Regions from separate parts of the Homo sapiens genome. Here region 1 is linked to region 2. A link is a loop called in an ENCODE intact Hi-C map of the cell type or tissue named here. Cell type or tissue: heart left ventricle. All regions are shown on one strand. Each heading gives the region's core, and the rest is flanking DNA. Links, peaks and the distances in the headings are about the cores only.

What was found. Peaks named below come from ENCODE experiments on the same cell type or tissue, not always from the same donor. Only the 100,000 strongest peaks of a DNase experiment are listed, where the experiment ranks them.
Region 1: it touches region 2 in a loop (5-fold over the local background); 25 of 110 quality-filtered maps call a loop at or near these places.

What each region holds. Positions count from the first base shown.
Region 1 is chr15:39,782,285-39,789,981 of GRCh38, reverse strand. LOC105370941 (a long non-coding RNA gene) reads right to left here and starts at 7,076. Exons shown (of 1, transcript NR_135665.1): 1 at 4,365-7,076. FSIP1 (fibrous sheath interacting protein 1) reads left to right here and starts at 7,141. Exons shown (of 12, transcript NM_152597.5): 1 at 7,141-7,354. RefSeq lists an enhancer at 6,902-7,031 and a silencer at 7,332-7,511. In heart left ventricle, for the core only: a CTCF peak has its summit at 3,310 (motif pointing left); no DNase peak of the experiment used is centred there.
Region 2 is chr15:40,270,230-40,277,926 of GRCh38, reverse strand. BUB1B-PAK6 (BUB1B-PAK6 readthrough) reads right to left here. Exons shown (of 10, transcript NM_001128629.3): 5 at 5,206-5,703; 6 at 4,928-5,061; 7 at 4,455-4,581; 8 at 4,251-4,376; 9 at 3,651-3,785; 10 at 440-2,000. The coding sequence ends at 1,833. It overlaps PAK6 (p21 (RAC1) activated kinase 6), which reads right to left. Exons shown (of 11, transcript NM_001395430.1): 6 at 5,206-5,703; 7 at 4,928-5,061; 8 at 4,455-4,581; 9 at 4,251-4,376; 10 at 3,651-3,785; 11 at 440-2,000. The coding sequence ends at 1,833. Among named protein-coding and RNA genes, the nearest start is that of ANKRD63, 9.0 kb to the left of the region's middle. RefSeq lists enhancers at 3,490-3,990, 4,712-5,213. In heart left ventricle, for the core only: CTCF peaks have their summits at 2,849 and 3,059 (motif pointing right); a DNase peak (open chromatin) is centred at 3,066.

The DNA.
Region 1 (7,697 bases), core at 2,015-4,514, 490 kb after region 2:
TTAATTCTTTGTTCGACAATTGCAGGGACAAGACAGATGGTTGTTACCATTACCCAGATGTTTCTAAACAAGTAATTCTTGCTGCCATGCACGTTGAGCAGATGCCTTTTACATTGTTATGAATGTTGGGTTGAGAAGCAGGTCATTTCCAAAGAGAGCAGAGACTGCTTAAATCAGAAAATCACAGGGTCTCAGAGCTGGAAGTAGTGGTAGAAACCTTTATCTACCTCTTATTTACTAGACAAAGAAACTGAGGTGGAAAGAGGTTAAGAGACTAGGCCCAGGCCACACTGTTCTTGGCAAAGACAGGACAGAAAATCCAGAGATGTGTATTTTAAAATGTGTGTCAGTGATGAATTACAAAAATATAAAACATCACAAATTTTGAACAAAATTAAAGCACTAATTTTAGTTTGCCTATTATGGCAAAATAAGGGGAAAATAAGCCAGCTTCTATTAAGAAAGGAGTTTGGATGATCAAATTTTAAAAATGTAAACAAGAAAACCAAGTCTTCAAAATGATGACTAGTTCCTAGTGTAATAAACACTGTATGTTCAGATAGAAACATTACTTTGGATTCCAGCTAAGAAAAAGATTGTGTAAGAAATAAAGTGAGAAGCTAAGAATGCCAGGATGAGACTTAAACATTGTGGCAGCCTGACCCATGACTGATGAACAAACCCCTGGGGTGGTTTACTTCTTATTTCTTTATGTCTGAGATGTTAACTCTGAGAAAAATCATTTCCTTACCTTGCTGCTTAACACCCTAAATATTTGATTTGAATGTTTCTAATATGGCATCTTAATTATTTTAGCTTCCTTTATTTTTTGTTAAAATATGTACAAAGGTTTACATAATAATGAAGGCTTACATAACTATATACTAAAGCTTCATTTTAGTATTGTAGGAAAACGGCCTGTTGCATAGCAAGATGACCAATGTGTTCCTGTAGCATAGATAAACTCTCATAGAGATGCTTATCTAACCACCCCAGGGGTCATGAGTTTTGCAAGAAGGCCTGAGGCATGACTGGCTGCACATCTTTCCCTAAAATCTTGCTATATAAAAGATGCTTTCTGGAGGGCAGTTGCGGGGATCCACTGTCTCTCTGGCCGCCAGAGACATGGCTTCTGTTTGTAAGCCCTTATTGAATGTTTCTTTCTGAGAAACTGGACTTGTCAGCTTCTTTCATTGGCCTCTCAGCTTCCTTGGCCTTTGGGGGTAGGTTTGCATAGACCTGCTTACCTCAACCAAGTACACAGATCAGGAGATCCAATTTAAAACAACAAACTAACAAACCCCTATGGGATCAGAGAGACCAAGCTCAATACTGAAGTTAGGTTTTGGACTCAGAGACAAGCTTACCTGTAGGTTGAAAGCATGAAGCATGAAACCCAATGCATGGGCAATGTTCAGAATCTGTTGGTTTCAGCCCAGGATTGATAGTTGCAGTGCAATTTCAGCCATTATGCGCAAGCAGTGTCACATCCATTCAGCTGACAGGGGCGAGACACTAATCTCAGTGGGCATCCAGCAACTGAAACTGCAGCTGGCCTTGGGAAGTTTCTGCCAACTCTTTAAATCTTTACAGGTACAGAGTTGCTGCGGGTGACCAAACTTTGTAGCCAGTAAGATCATGAGAAAGTTAAGCAGTCTGTTACTTTGAGGGAATTTCCTTAGAAAAGAAGAGAAACCGATTTTTTTCTCCTTTCTGGTGAGAATGACTCACTTGGCAGAGCTGATTGCTTTAGGGCCCACTTGACATGACACCTTCCCCCTGCAAATGACTCTGGATATTATAACATACCTTCGTTTTCATTGATTTACTTTACTATCTTTAAAAACAACCCTCTAGGCCAGAAACATGTAGCTGCACTGCTATGTGTGTGTGTGTGTGTGTATGTGTGCACTGATTTTTACACAATTTCACAATGTCCTGGAAGTTTGTGGCCCCCTAGGTTGACATTCGGATCGCTCGAGCCAGTTGAATAGTTATATGACAATACATGATCTAACTTCTTTAACTGAAAACAAACCTAAAGTCATCACTGTTTTTGGACCAATAGGCATTGAGAAGTTGTAAGCTTGATCTTTTAAAAAATGGAGACATCCACTGACCAGCAGCTAATTCTGTGCAGCACTCCACAGCAGACAGGGAGAGGAGGGAAAGAGTTCTACAGGGAGAGCATTTTTCAGTCTCTAGCCTGCTGTTTACAAAGGAAGTGCTGGATGTCACTGTTCACAGCCTCCGTGTAGAACAGCTGCAGGGGGCTCCATGGTGCCTCCAGGAGCAATGTCCTCACCACTATTTACCCTCTAAAACATTAACTTGAAGTCAGTGGTTCATCTGTACCACAAGCACCAAGGGACTTGTTAAAAATGCAGATTCCTGGTCTGCATTCCAGACCCACTGAATCATGTAATAGGGACTAGAATCAATATTTTAAATAACACCTGAACTGATCCTTCTCAACAACAAAATCTGACAACCCATTTGAATCGGGTTTATTTCACAGCTTTTAAGTTCTAAAAAATGTACTAAAATAAGGTACTAAGCACATATGAAACATATACTTAACATGTATTTTACTTTCAATAATAATAGCATTAAGCCTGGGCAACATAGGGAGACCTCACCTCTACAAAAAAAAAAAAAAAAATTCAACCGGGCATGGTGTTGCATGCCTGTAGTCCCAGCTACTCATGAGGCTGAGGTGGGAGGTTGCTTGAACCTGGGAAGTTGAGGCTGCAGTGAGCCATGATCATTGTGCTACTGCACTCCAGCCTGGGTGAAAGAGCATGACTTTATCTCAAAAAAAAAAAAAAAAAAGAAAAAGAAAAAAGTGTTACCTGTTCCAGAATCTGATTGTTGTTTTTTTCAGGCTTTATTTACTTCCCTGTTCATGACCCTTGCTGGCATGGATGGCATTGTGGCCAAGCAGGATTGGGAGATGCTGGAGGGAGTACAGTTGGTATAAAAGGGGTACATGGAATAAAACATGTATTTCTTCTTAAGTCTACTGATTTAATGTAAATACAGATGTATGAGAATTTTCAGAGTCTCAAAGTCACCATGGTTTTTTGATATTATTTATAGGTACTAACATTTTAAAAAATGCAGTTTTTTTGAGATCAAATTTTCACTTTTCCTATTTGGGTGGCTATTTAAAGATGCATCCAGGCACAATTCAGACATACAAGATACTTCAGTTCAGTGGTTTCTTGAATTACACCTAAAATCCAAAGGAACGTGTTTCTGAAAGTGGCTGCCAATTTTTTTTTTTAAGAGGACAATCAGCACCATCTAGTGGACACAAATATCTCCTCTTCTAGAATTCGGACCCCTGAGGAGATGGAGGGCAGGCTTTGGAACCTAGGTTGGAATCCCGGTGCCAGTTAGTTCCCCAACGACCTTGGGACAATTACTTACCCTTTAGGTGCTCTGCTTCTCAACTCTAAATCCAGGTAATACTAGTGCCGACTCATAGAATGTTATGAATGAAGTGAAATGATGCTTGGAAGGCAAGTCTGAAACACTTTGTAAATGCAGTTTTTCAATAACACTAAGCATAGATTCACAGGACATGGGAACTATCCAGTGGTAAACACTATTATCTGCTCTCCAGTAGGAATGGCTATTATACACAAAATCCAGTGTGTAGAATCTACGATATGAGGCTTAATGAGATCCCTCTCCTACCATATTGTTACATTCGGTTGAAGTTTATGGTGAGGAAAGGGCAACCGGGGCAACAAGGCTGAAATGGTAGTTGGTGCCCAGATGGCAAACAATGCTCTTGCTCGCTTTCATTCATTCAAATCTGACTCCACTCGGAAGGAGGATGTCAAGAGTAGGGAGAGACTGCAAACAAAAACAAAAGCTAACTCCGAAACTAACACTGCCACTGCCATATGTCACCAACCTGGAATGAGACCAGGGAAATTTTAGCTTCAAATATCTTGACTCTAGAAGAAATTTTTATGAATGACTTTGAAGGGCACAACACTTTCCAGGATGTGTTTGCGATTTTTGAAAATGGAACTGCAGAAAACACAGTATAGACATTTGGTGCTCTCGGACTTATATCCCCGTGCTGTTTTGAGGGTGTCACCTGCAATAGCTGACACAGAAGTATCTGGGGAAATTAAAAACAAATACACAACAAATGCAATTTATTAAAGCTGGCCCTTAAGGCACACACAGCCTCTCGGCAGTTTACAAAATGGAAGCAGCAGGAGGTAAATAAACACGTGAGAGTGACACAGAGACAAAACAATTCAAAATGAGATAAATAGTTTTATGCAAATATAGTCAATAGGGACTTAGTCTGGAAAGGTTACAAACAGTGAAGAGACACAAAGTTTACGTGGAACCCGAATTTTATTTTCACTTGCTTTATATGCATCTTATGTTGCATTTTAAAAACAACAGTTAAAAAAATGAAAACAGCAGTAATCATAGGTCCGCTTTTTCTTAGTTCAGCCCCTTCCCCCCCCGAGAAATTGGGAAGGTATTGTTTTCTTAGTGGACACTATTAGTCACCAAATTAAAAACTGGAAAGAATGGCCTTCGTTTATGGTGTATGAGAACCGTGCAGGCACTTGGCAATGATCTCGTCTTGCCGCTAGGTAAACAGCGGTCGGTGGACGGGGAGCATTGGCATCATCTAGGAGCCTGTTAGTCTCAGGTCTCACCTGATACTGAATCAACATTTTTTTTTTTGAATCAGCATTTTTAACAAGATTCCTCGGTGATTTGTCTGCACATTAAAGTTGAGAAGGCCTAGATTCATTTGATCTCAGGTACACCCCTGGTTGTGTAGTTTATGAAGTCTCCCCAGGTGATTCTAATGCTCTGTGCAGTTAAGCACTGCAAAACTAGTCCAACTTCATTTTTCAAATGAAGAAACTGTGGCCCACAAAAGCTTATGTATTTACCTAAGATAACCTAGCTGTTTAATATCAAAATCCAAATAATGTCATCTCTCTTCTTCATAAAAAAATAAAGCAGGGTTGAGGGGACAGAGGGTAGGGAGTGTGGAGATGGGGATAATTATTTTATACAGGGTGGTTGGGAAAGGCCCTCCTGAGGAAGCGGACGCCTGAGGAAAGAGAGGAGCAAACCAGGTGGATAGCTGGGAAACTGTATTTCAGGCTGGTGTGTGTGTGTGTGTATTTGGACTGGAGGAACAACAAGTGTTTCCAAATTCCTGACAGATACTGATCTTTGGGATGCAGAAACAGGAAATCAGAATTACCAGCTGTTCTCAAAATCTTATTCTTAAAATATTCTCTACCTTCTTCATATTCTTTACTCATTATTACAAGTATCTGAAGCCTTTGTTTAAAAAATGAGAACTATTAAATTTAGAAGTGTTTACAAGAAGTGGGGTTTATAGCAAATATTCAAATGCTGGAAAACACAGAGAACATTATTGAGGAGTATTCAAATAATAGATCTCCTAGCAGGGTTAACTGTACTACCCAGAATCATGGGTTGGAAACTGTCAATTTAAGGATTTACTTTGAATCCAAAACCCGTTACTTTTTTGAACACTGCTCATAGAATTTGTATAAAGTATACAATGAGTATCAACCTATTTATATTTTATTTGCAAGAATGACTCACTGCCAGCGGCACACAGGGCCAGGAACATAGGCTTTCATGGCACCAACTACAAACAAGACTGACTGATGAGATTGTGGCCATGTCTCTCCCAAGTGCTCCTGACCTGGTTCCTGAAAATGTTCACCTCAACCTCGAACTCAGCATTTCCTGTGCTGGTTTTCAACTTGACATTGGTGAATTTCTTCAGTAACATCTCTAGGTCGGCTGCTAAGTTTTAATTCTCATAGGAGGATTAGGATACTTTCTCCCATTTTCTTCAGTTTGCAACTTTTTTTCTTTTGAGATTTGGAAAGCCACATAAATTCCCTGAGAAATGCTGGGAAGAAATCCCTGCACAGAAACACTAACAATGAGGACAGTGAGGCTGGAACCAGGTTTACCAGGGGAAAGCAGTAGGTAGGAGTGGAGGTCAGAGAGCCAACAGAAAGCCTTATCATTTAGAGATGATGTCAGTATGAACCTGAATGGAAGCACTGAAGTTGTGACGAATGTTTGGATTCTGAATATATTTTGAATGTTGAGCTGATAGGACAAATAGATTGTAGAGTGAGAGAGGAAGAAGAATTGAGGATGACTCCAAGGTTTTTGGTCTAGGCATGGCAGGCTGAAATTACCATTTGCTGAGATGGATAGAAAGTGGGTGGGGGACTCTGGAGAAGTTGTTTTTTCCCGTGTTAAGTTTGAGATGCTTACACATCTAAGTGGATATGCCAAATAGGCAGTTAGGTAAAGGAGTCTGGAGTTCAGGGAAGTCTGGGCTGGTGATAAGATGCAGGATTCAGGAGCATAGGGATGGCATTTATAGCCAGGTTTTTATACCCAGCACTCGCCTAGACTGCAGCTGTGTTCTTTCGGCAACTCAGCCTACGACTATTTGCTTCGCTGAAAAAAAACCACATCGTACCTAGTTAAAACAATGAGGACAAAGGGGCCATGAATGTGAAAATGCCCTGTAAACGGTAATGTGCTGTTCAGACTGGAAAGCAGGAGAAATGATGGCAATGGAGGTGAGGAAAATCAGTTTGTGGACGTAGGGAAATAATTTTCGTGCACTGAGAATTAGAGAAACTACGAAATGAAAGAAGGTGCAAAAAGCAATTATAACTCTTTTTGGACTGTAGCCGAATCTGTGCAAAACTCATATTTTTAAAATTTCCATAGCACCCCAAATTTACTAGAGCTTCACATACATGGTCTTTTTGAGCTGCACAAGTCTTGTAAGAAGGGAATTATTATTGTTCCCATTTTACGGAGGAGGAAACTGTGCTCGGAGAGGATAACTGACCTGTAAGGCATCACAGCAATATGAGGGACAGAGATACACAAGCATCCAGACGTCCGCGTTCCGAATCCAACCTAAAGACGAAAAATCGCTCCCAACCCCCACCGTCGGCAGCGAAGACGGAAGGACACACGCCGGCCGTCCCAGCTCGCAGGGCTCCAACAGCCGCCGGCCCCGGTCCCATTTCCGGATGGTACAGCCCTTTCCGCTATCGCGAGACCGGAAGCATCGCGCATCTGGTTGCCAGGGAAACAGCGGTCCCACAGGCAGGAGGGATCTGGACCGGCGGCTTCTTCCACTACCAGAGAGGCTGAGGTGGCGGGAGAGACCCCTCTCCTCTGGGGGTAAGTGGCTGGCGCGGCGAGTGTCTGCGGCGCGCTTCTGCGGCCATCTGCGCCCTGACTGACGGCGGCCAGTTCCTCGAGGAGGCCCGGCGGGAAGGTGAGGGGCCGCGCAGATGAGGGCGGAGCTCGGTCGCGGGGCGGTGCGCCGAGGAGTGGGCGGGGCGGAGCTGCGTCGGGCCGCTTGGCATGTAGATGGACTGTCAGGGAGAGCGGACAGGGCCAATGAGAGGGCGGGGGCGGGCTCATTGGGGGCGGGGCCCCAGCGGCTTCTGCCTCCGCGGAGGCTATTTCTCCAGGAATCACCTAACATTAGGACCTGTAACCAAGGCTTCTACTTTCCCGAGATTTGGATCTTCCCACCAAGATCTAGAACTGATCACCAGCCATTTAAACTAGACCGTAAACGGCAAAGGATGCAAATAGGCATTTCACAGGAAAAA
Region 2 (7,697 bases), core at 1,741-4,240:
CTGAGGAGTGAGGCAGGGACTGCTCTCCCACTGGAAGCGGTTTCAGACCACTTCCTATGGACAGCTGGAGGTCTGGGGTGGGGGTGAGGAGCGCGCAGAGGATGGGAGAAGCTGACACACAGGGTGGTCGTCAGCCACTTCGGCCACCCCCCGCAAACGCAGCGCAGGGCCCTGGCTTTCCTTGTGGGCTCTTCTCCCCTGGGGAAGTAGCCCCGTCTATTTTTCATCGCCTTCATTCCCAAGGGCCTTTCACTTCCTGTTTCCCTTCCTCTCTGCCCTCCTTTCGGGTCCACAGGCCACCAGGGAAGTTGGGTGTTCTGTGGTGTGGCTGCTGGAGAGCTCACGTGGGGAGGAGGGGAGGCTACACGAGATTCACCCGCCACAGGAGACCCCCCTCCAAGACGGCCGGTCTCCGCTCCCAGAGACACAGGAAGCCCAATGGCTTTGAACACTCAATTTAATTTAAAACAGGCACAAGTGCAAACAATTCACAAAAATTTCTAGGGAAGATGCTTTTGTTTTGAAAACTCTGACCCTTAAAAAAAAGTCCTTGCAATTTCTTTGCCCCCAGGTAGGTCACTAGGGAGCAGAAGAATCTAAAAATATTATCTAGATAGAAAGGGTCCAGACACCTGAAGTTCTTTCCTGGAATTCCATCTCACAGCAGCCCTGAAGTGGGGCAGGGCCGAGGAGGACAAGGAGACAGCAGTCTGTGGAGGCAGCTGGGGCAGATGGTTTGCACACATGGATGCCTGTGACCTTGACATGATGGAAACCCGGAGGTGGTTCGCCTTCTCTCCCAGATAGGGTTCTGAAGAGAACAATGGGTCCCTGATGACCTGGTTATTGAGATAAACTTGAAAGGTAACACAGTTGCCAATCCTTACATTCCTGTCTCTGGCCCTCACGATGCACAGTACAGGAGAAGCTCAGAAGCCTCCTGAGCTCCCAGGAGTGTTAGACTTAGCATGGACCACTCCACTGGCCAGGTAGACACAGGAGTGGAGAGGTGGAAGCCAGGCCAAGAAAGCAGGTCCCTTCAGGCCAGAACTTAGTGGGAGAGAGGGGCAGCCTTCCTGAAACTGGCTGTGGGTGACCTGGAGGGACCTGGGCTGTCAAGGTGGCTTTCCTCCCCTTACACACACACACACACACACACACACACACACACACACACGATGTTCTCTCCATTCTGTAAAGTGAGAGCACCTTCACCACCGACCCCATTCTTTCTCTTTCACTCAGAAATTGTCCCCTCACTCCCTGCCCCCAGCCATGGCCTGGAGCAGGCCATTCACAGTTCTGGGCGGGGAGGGGCTGTACAGGTGGGACTGCACCTTCAGGACATCAGACGTGAGGGAGGAAGCGGGATTCCGGTCATAAAAACCACCCCGTGGCCCTCTCGAGACTCGAGGTTTGAAGCTGGAGCTGAGAACAGCAGGTATCTGTGGAGACCAGCAGTCTGCCCTCTGCAGTGGCCTAGGACACTAGTGGACAACTGCCTTTAAAAAACCACAGCAGCCTTTTCTACTGTGTTGGCTGCAGAGGCCAGGAACGCTGGCCTCTGCGTTTCTTAGAAATATCCCTGTGCAAATATCAAGGGGTCATCCTGTAGAAAGGGGTCTCCATCTGGGGACTCGGGAGGGAGAGACACTGAGGGGGCAGGTCCGGCCTGGCCCAGTAGGCTGAAGGGCAGAGGGTGGGGCTGGGGCTTCACATTTCAATCTTTGGAGAGAATACTGAGAGGAGGAGGCAGGCAAGTCCTGCCGGCAGGCTGGCTGCCCAGTGTGCCCTGCCTGTGGGCGTAGGTGGCAGGCATACTTGGGGTGGGCTCAGCAGGTGGAGGTCTGCTTTCGGTAGAGCTGGATCAGGGGCACCAGGCACTCAGGTAGCCCTGTCTGCAGCAGGAAGGGGTGGTCTAGGAGCTCCTGGGCTGTGGCTCTCTCTTGGGGGTCCCGCACCAGCATCCGCTCCAGGAAGTCTCGCAGCACTGGGGAGACCTGTAGAGGCAGGGCAGTAAGATGAAGCCACAATTTGCAGTCACTTCGGGGTGACCTGATTGCCTGGACTTATCATTGTTTGAAAGTCATGAATTCGCTGGTTTTTTAACTTCCTGTTCCCTTGTCCCTCCCCACCCCCTCAAGGCTCTCAGCATTCAGATGCTATAGCTCTGTGGAAGGGGCAGAGGATTGGCATCAGTGATCCAGATCTGGCTCTATCCGTGATCTCAGGCAAGTCACAGTTTTCTCTAGGCCTCAGTTTTCTCATCTGTAAAATGGGCTAGTGATAAAGTATGCTTGCCCTGTCTGCCACATAGGGCTTTTGAGATTTTAAAAACAGGTCGCTGGGCGCAGTGGCTCAAGCCTGTAATCCCAGCACTTTGGGAGGCCAAGTTGGGCAGATTACGAGGTCAGGAGTTCGTAGACCAGCCTGACCAACATGGCGAAACCCTGTCTCTACTAAAAATACAAAAATTAGTTGAGCATGGTGGCACGTGCCTGTAATCCCAGCTACTCAGGAGGCTGAGGCAGGAGAATTGCTTGAACCCAGGAGGCGGAGGTTGCAGTGAGCTGAGATCGCACCACTGCATTCCAGCCTGAGCAACAGAGAGAGACTCCATCTCCAAAAAAAAAAAAAAAAAAAAAACCAACAACAACAGAAACAAACAAGTCAAGGATGAGGAAGTACTCTGAAAAATAGAAAATAAAGTGAGACCTGAAAAGGAAGATTTCTTTGTTGCTCTAGGCCTTAAGAGTCTAAAGCAAGGGCTTATCTTGGTTCATTTTGAGCCAGTATCTTGGGATGAGGCTGAGTCTTGGGCAGAAGGCTACATCCTCTGAGGAATTAGCCAACTGGAGATCTTTATATGCTAATTTTGGGGTTAGCGGTGCGGGCTCCAAGGACCAGTTGTCTTGGAAGATGTTTCCTGTTGGTCCTCCCATCCAGCTTTGTGTTGGGGCCACAGAACTCTTGTTTTTTTGCTATTTTAGAGGAGAGGCTTCAGCCCTCTGAGACATTTCTTGTTTTGGCCACCAGATGGCGGTGCCACTTAGCAGCCCCGTGCTGACCTGCCAGCAGGGGGCGTCCACAGTAAGGCCTGCGGGGTTGGGGCCGATTTGGCAAAAAGGGTTACATGTATACACTTCCATGCACTTATACTGGCTTTAAGGGGAACGCTGTGGCTTAGCTGTGTCGGGGTGTGCAACGATGGAGCATGAGCCGACTCGCCGTGATGGACAGGGACATCGAATCATGGTATGGATCTCCCGACACGGGTTAGAAGGGTTTGTGCTCAGTGAAGCTTCTCCGGATCCCTCCCTGGACAGCAGGGATTGCTGGTGTCCTGGCTTTCCCTGCTCATGGGCCCCACTGGGCTTCCGACCAGTGCCTGCCAAGCAGCAACCCTTCTGCCAAGCAGCAACTCTCCTGCCACAGCCGTGGGAGGCGACTTGTCGGAGCGCACATGCGAACTTGTGCGTAGATGCGGCTCCACACCCAGGTGCGGGTTTTGTGTGGGGAAAGAGGAGCCTTTTCCAGGAGCCCAGACCCTGTGGCTTCAGTGGAAGGGAGATGCTGGGAGCCCAGGTTCTGGTCCCCTTGCCTCAGGAGGAATGGGGTCTGCGAGGTCGCACCCTTGTGTGCCAACTGACCTTGTGAGAGTTTTTCAGCTTGGGTGGGGGGCTGTCCCGGAGCCTCTTCATGGCTTGCACTGGGGAGTCACTGAAGTACGGTGGCTCCCCATCTACCATCTCAATCACCATGATGCCCAGAGACCAGATATCCACCTGCAGGAGGAAAATGTCCCTGACCCCATGGCCAGACCCTGGCCCATTGGTAGCTGCGTTCTGGTGGCAGCAGTGGTGGAGGGGGGACAGCTGGCCCCAGCTCTCCTTGGTGGGTCTGTCTCCTTCCTCCCCTGGTCACCTGCCCTGTGGCCAGTTACTGCCTGCATGAGTGACCACTGCCTATAGGGACACAGCTGTCAGTCACTCAGAGAAAGGCCATCATACATAGGAGGCCCGGCCATACCCCATTCTGCCCTTGAGCTGAGGAAAGCACTTGCAGGACTCGTTCCTGGCAGCAAAGTCACTGGGTAAGAGCAGCCCCATCGAAAGGGGGAAGGGTGTTGACTAGGTGGGACTCTGAAAACCAGGGCTGCTTTTGGTGAGCTCACTGGAGGGGCCACAGCAGAAGAGCTGCCAGTTGCCAAGTTGCTTTTGGGAGGTCTGGGGGGTGGAGGGAACGGTTACCTCAGTGGCATACAAAGACCTGGAGATCACTTCAGGAGCCATCCAGTAGGGGGTTCCCACCAGGGACTTCCTCTTAGGGACGTCTTTGCTGATCTGAGCACAGAATCCGAAGTCCGAGAGCTTCACCTGCGGTTGAAAAGGGAGTGAGTGGTGGATCAGGAGGAAGTGGGAGCGTGGCTGTGCCAGGGACAGGATGGGACCTACCCTGCCATCGAGGGTCAGCAGGATGGAGTCACTCTTGATGTCCCGGTGGATGACACCCTGAGCATGCAGGTAGGCCAGGGCCTGCAGCACAGCCTCACACACAGTGGCAATCTGCTCCTCATTCAGCCTGGACAGGAAGGTGGGGCCACCCGATGAAAGAGAACGTTAGCTCTGGCAGGTCGTGGGGTGGCTGAGCAGAGTAGGAGTCCCTGGTGCTAGGCCCCACAGCTCCCAGGCAATCTGTTTGGCAGCACAGTCAGGCCATAGCCCTGGTGAAAACTGGGGCCTGAGCTTTGGCTAGAAGCTATCCTTCTCTTCTCCACTCCCAAGACCCCTGGGTCTCAGTTACCCCAGCAGGCAGGGGAGCCCAGGCATCCCAAGTCTTCTGGGCCACAGGCAGAAGACCACATTGCCCTGGCAGGGCCATGGTGAGGGCAGCCTGCACTCAGGGTCCAGCCCTCCCAGCTGCCCACCTGACTTGGGAGACGATGTCTGTGAGGGCTCCTCCCTGCAGGAACTCCATGAGCACCCACAGCTCCTCGCCCACCAGGTAGCTCTTGTACATCTCCACCACGTTGAAGTGCTGGTAGTCCCGCATGATCACCACCTGGGGGCAGGCGGGGGCCTGAGTGCCAGGCACAGTGCCCAGACGCATGGCCACCCACTGCCCCTGCTCACAGATGTCCAGCCTGGCTGGCTGCTCACTGCCCATCCCCAACGCCCCCGTCTGTGTCCCACCCTGTCCTCCCACCTCGTTGAAGAGCAGCTCCCTGCGCTGCTGCTTCCTGAGGTCCATCATCTTGACGGCCACCTGGCGGCCCGAGTGCTTCTCCCGGGCCAAGCAGACGATGCCGGTGGAGCCCTCGCCAATCTTCACGTAGCTGTCCAGCAGCAGCCGGGGGTCACCCTGGTCCACCACCATCCTGAGCGCAGCCTTGAACTGCTCATGTGTCACAACACCTGTGTCCTCACCAGCCAGGGCACCCTTGGCAACCGTGGGGTCCTGGGGCAGGTACAGGTTGCTGGTGCTGATCTGGGCGTGCCAGGTGCGGGGGGATCCCGCTGGGGAAGACCGGCCTGGAAGCTGGCCTGTGGCCGGGGCTGTGCGGAGGGACTTCTGGGGGCTGCTGGTATCCGAAGTGGTCAGAGGGCTGAAGGTCCCCACCGGCTGGTCCGAGGGCAAGGACTGGGCCTTGGCCACCAGGCTTGGGGGGTTGTCTTTCTGCGGCGGTCGGAAAGAGGAGTTGGGCTGCAGGGACAAAGCAACAGGAAGGGTCAGGGCTGTGGGAGCATTTGGAATAACCTTCCCGGAGGCAGGGGCTGGCCGCCGTGACCTCTGGACTCTGGCAGGGTCAGGCGGGGTATCAGATCAAACTAGGGAGGTGCTCTGAGCAAAGATTTTCAGACAGAGCTGAAGCCCAGTCACAGTCCTGTGCCAGCAGTCCCCCGCAGGGCACCAGGCTGGGCAGGCCCAAGACAGCTCCTTACACTCGCTCTGCTGCACCTGGGAAGACAGAGAAGGCCAGCTCCCCGCCGGGTCCTGCGCTGGGTATTTCTTCCTGGGCGATTGACAGCTAGACCCCAGGGAGGCTGCCGTGAGGCAGACTCTTCCTCTGAGCTCAGAGGCTGCTTGAAGAATCTGGGTCAGAGGCATTCTTCACTCCCAAGGCTCCCCCACCCCAGGACCCATGGGGGCAGAAGAGGCCTGGCAGTGGGGTGGGGAGCAGTGGGCAACTGTGTCTCCACTCCCTGAACCAAGGCAGGGGAGCCACACCTGGGGCCCGATAGCCCTGCCTGTGCCTGCAGCAGGGAGTTTGCAAATCTGTGCTGGGAGGTTATGTCCCTGACAGAGGACCACAGAGGTGTGTCACCATCTGGGGGGTTCTCAGGTGTCTCCCCTGGGCTGGGAATCTGGTGCCAGAGAGATCTGGAGTTAGGAGGGTAGGTCCAGCCAAACCCAAGCCTTGAGGCCAGGGATGGGGAGATGTCTTAAGGACCCCCTAAAGGAGTCCTTCCACTTCCTCCCTGGCATGAAACTCCTGGCTAAGGAGCCCCCGGGAGGGAGGAGAAGGTAGGGGGCCTATCCTCATTGGCTCTGGCAGGGAGGGAGGAAGGGAAGGTGGAGCTGAGGGGCAGCCTGGGCCCCCAGTGAGCCCTGCTCAGGCCCAGCCCTGGAAGCCTGCGAGGCTTCTTGCTTTTCCGAGCCCAAGCCCTTCTGCTCTTTCTGACAGGAAAGGTGCCCGCCCATCTTTGGGTTCTCCCCAAGGAGCGGTGATATGCACCATGACCCCTCCCAGGGATTACGTGTTTTTAAAGGGCACCTGGAGAGGGATGCTTCAGGGGATGCAGAAAAAGCCTTCTAGGAACTTCTCCAAACCCATCATGTAAGCCATTGTCTTAGGTGCCCAGTGGGTCCTGGTCCTGATCCCATAGCTGAAACAACTTACAGGAAATCTCAAGCAGTAAGTTTGGGCTGGGATGCTTGCTCAGGGACCCCAAACCCCAAATCTGGGCCTTGGGCCCCACCAGAGTCTTTTCAGTGTCTTTGGCAACCCTCACTCCCTTCCTTCCCCGACCCCCCGCAGCTTCAGGGCTTCTACTCTCCAGCCAAGTCCCTGGCCTGCTTAGGGTGGAATAGGCACTCCTGCTGGCCGACAGCCATGCTGGGGCAGACTTCTGCCACCCCCACACCTGCCTGCCCACCCGAGTGTGTGCTTGACCTTCACAGGAAAGAAGCTAGCAATCCTCCCAGGACTGCCTGGACTCACTCCATCCCTGATGAGTACATTTGGACAGTAAACATTCTCCCATGTCCTCGCCAGCACCTGACTGTCACCATCCACTGTGACACTGTGACACTGTCACCATCCACTGTGTAGTGGAGCAGTGGGACCCCTGGACTGGGCTGTCAGGACCTGGGGCCCAGCCCTGGGCTGCTCTGCCCTGTGATGAGCCTTAGGCAAGTCATCCTCTCTGAGCCTGTCTCCACTACAATGCAGGGACGTGTGCAGAGATCTGGGGAGCTAGAGAAACCGCAGACTTCCCGCCTCAGAGCCTGATTCGGTGGGAGCCTAGAGCAGAGACTGCATTTGAACAAGGTCCCTGGGTCCTAGGAGGCCCATGGAACATACTTTGAGAAACTCTGCATAAGTGGGCAGTATGATCTTACGGCCTCAGGGAGCCTCTGGGAGGGCTGTGAGGGGGGTGGAGGGCGCATGGCCATGACTGAGGCTGTGATACCAG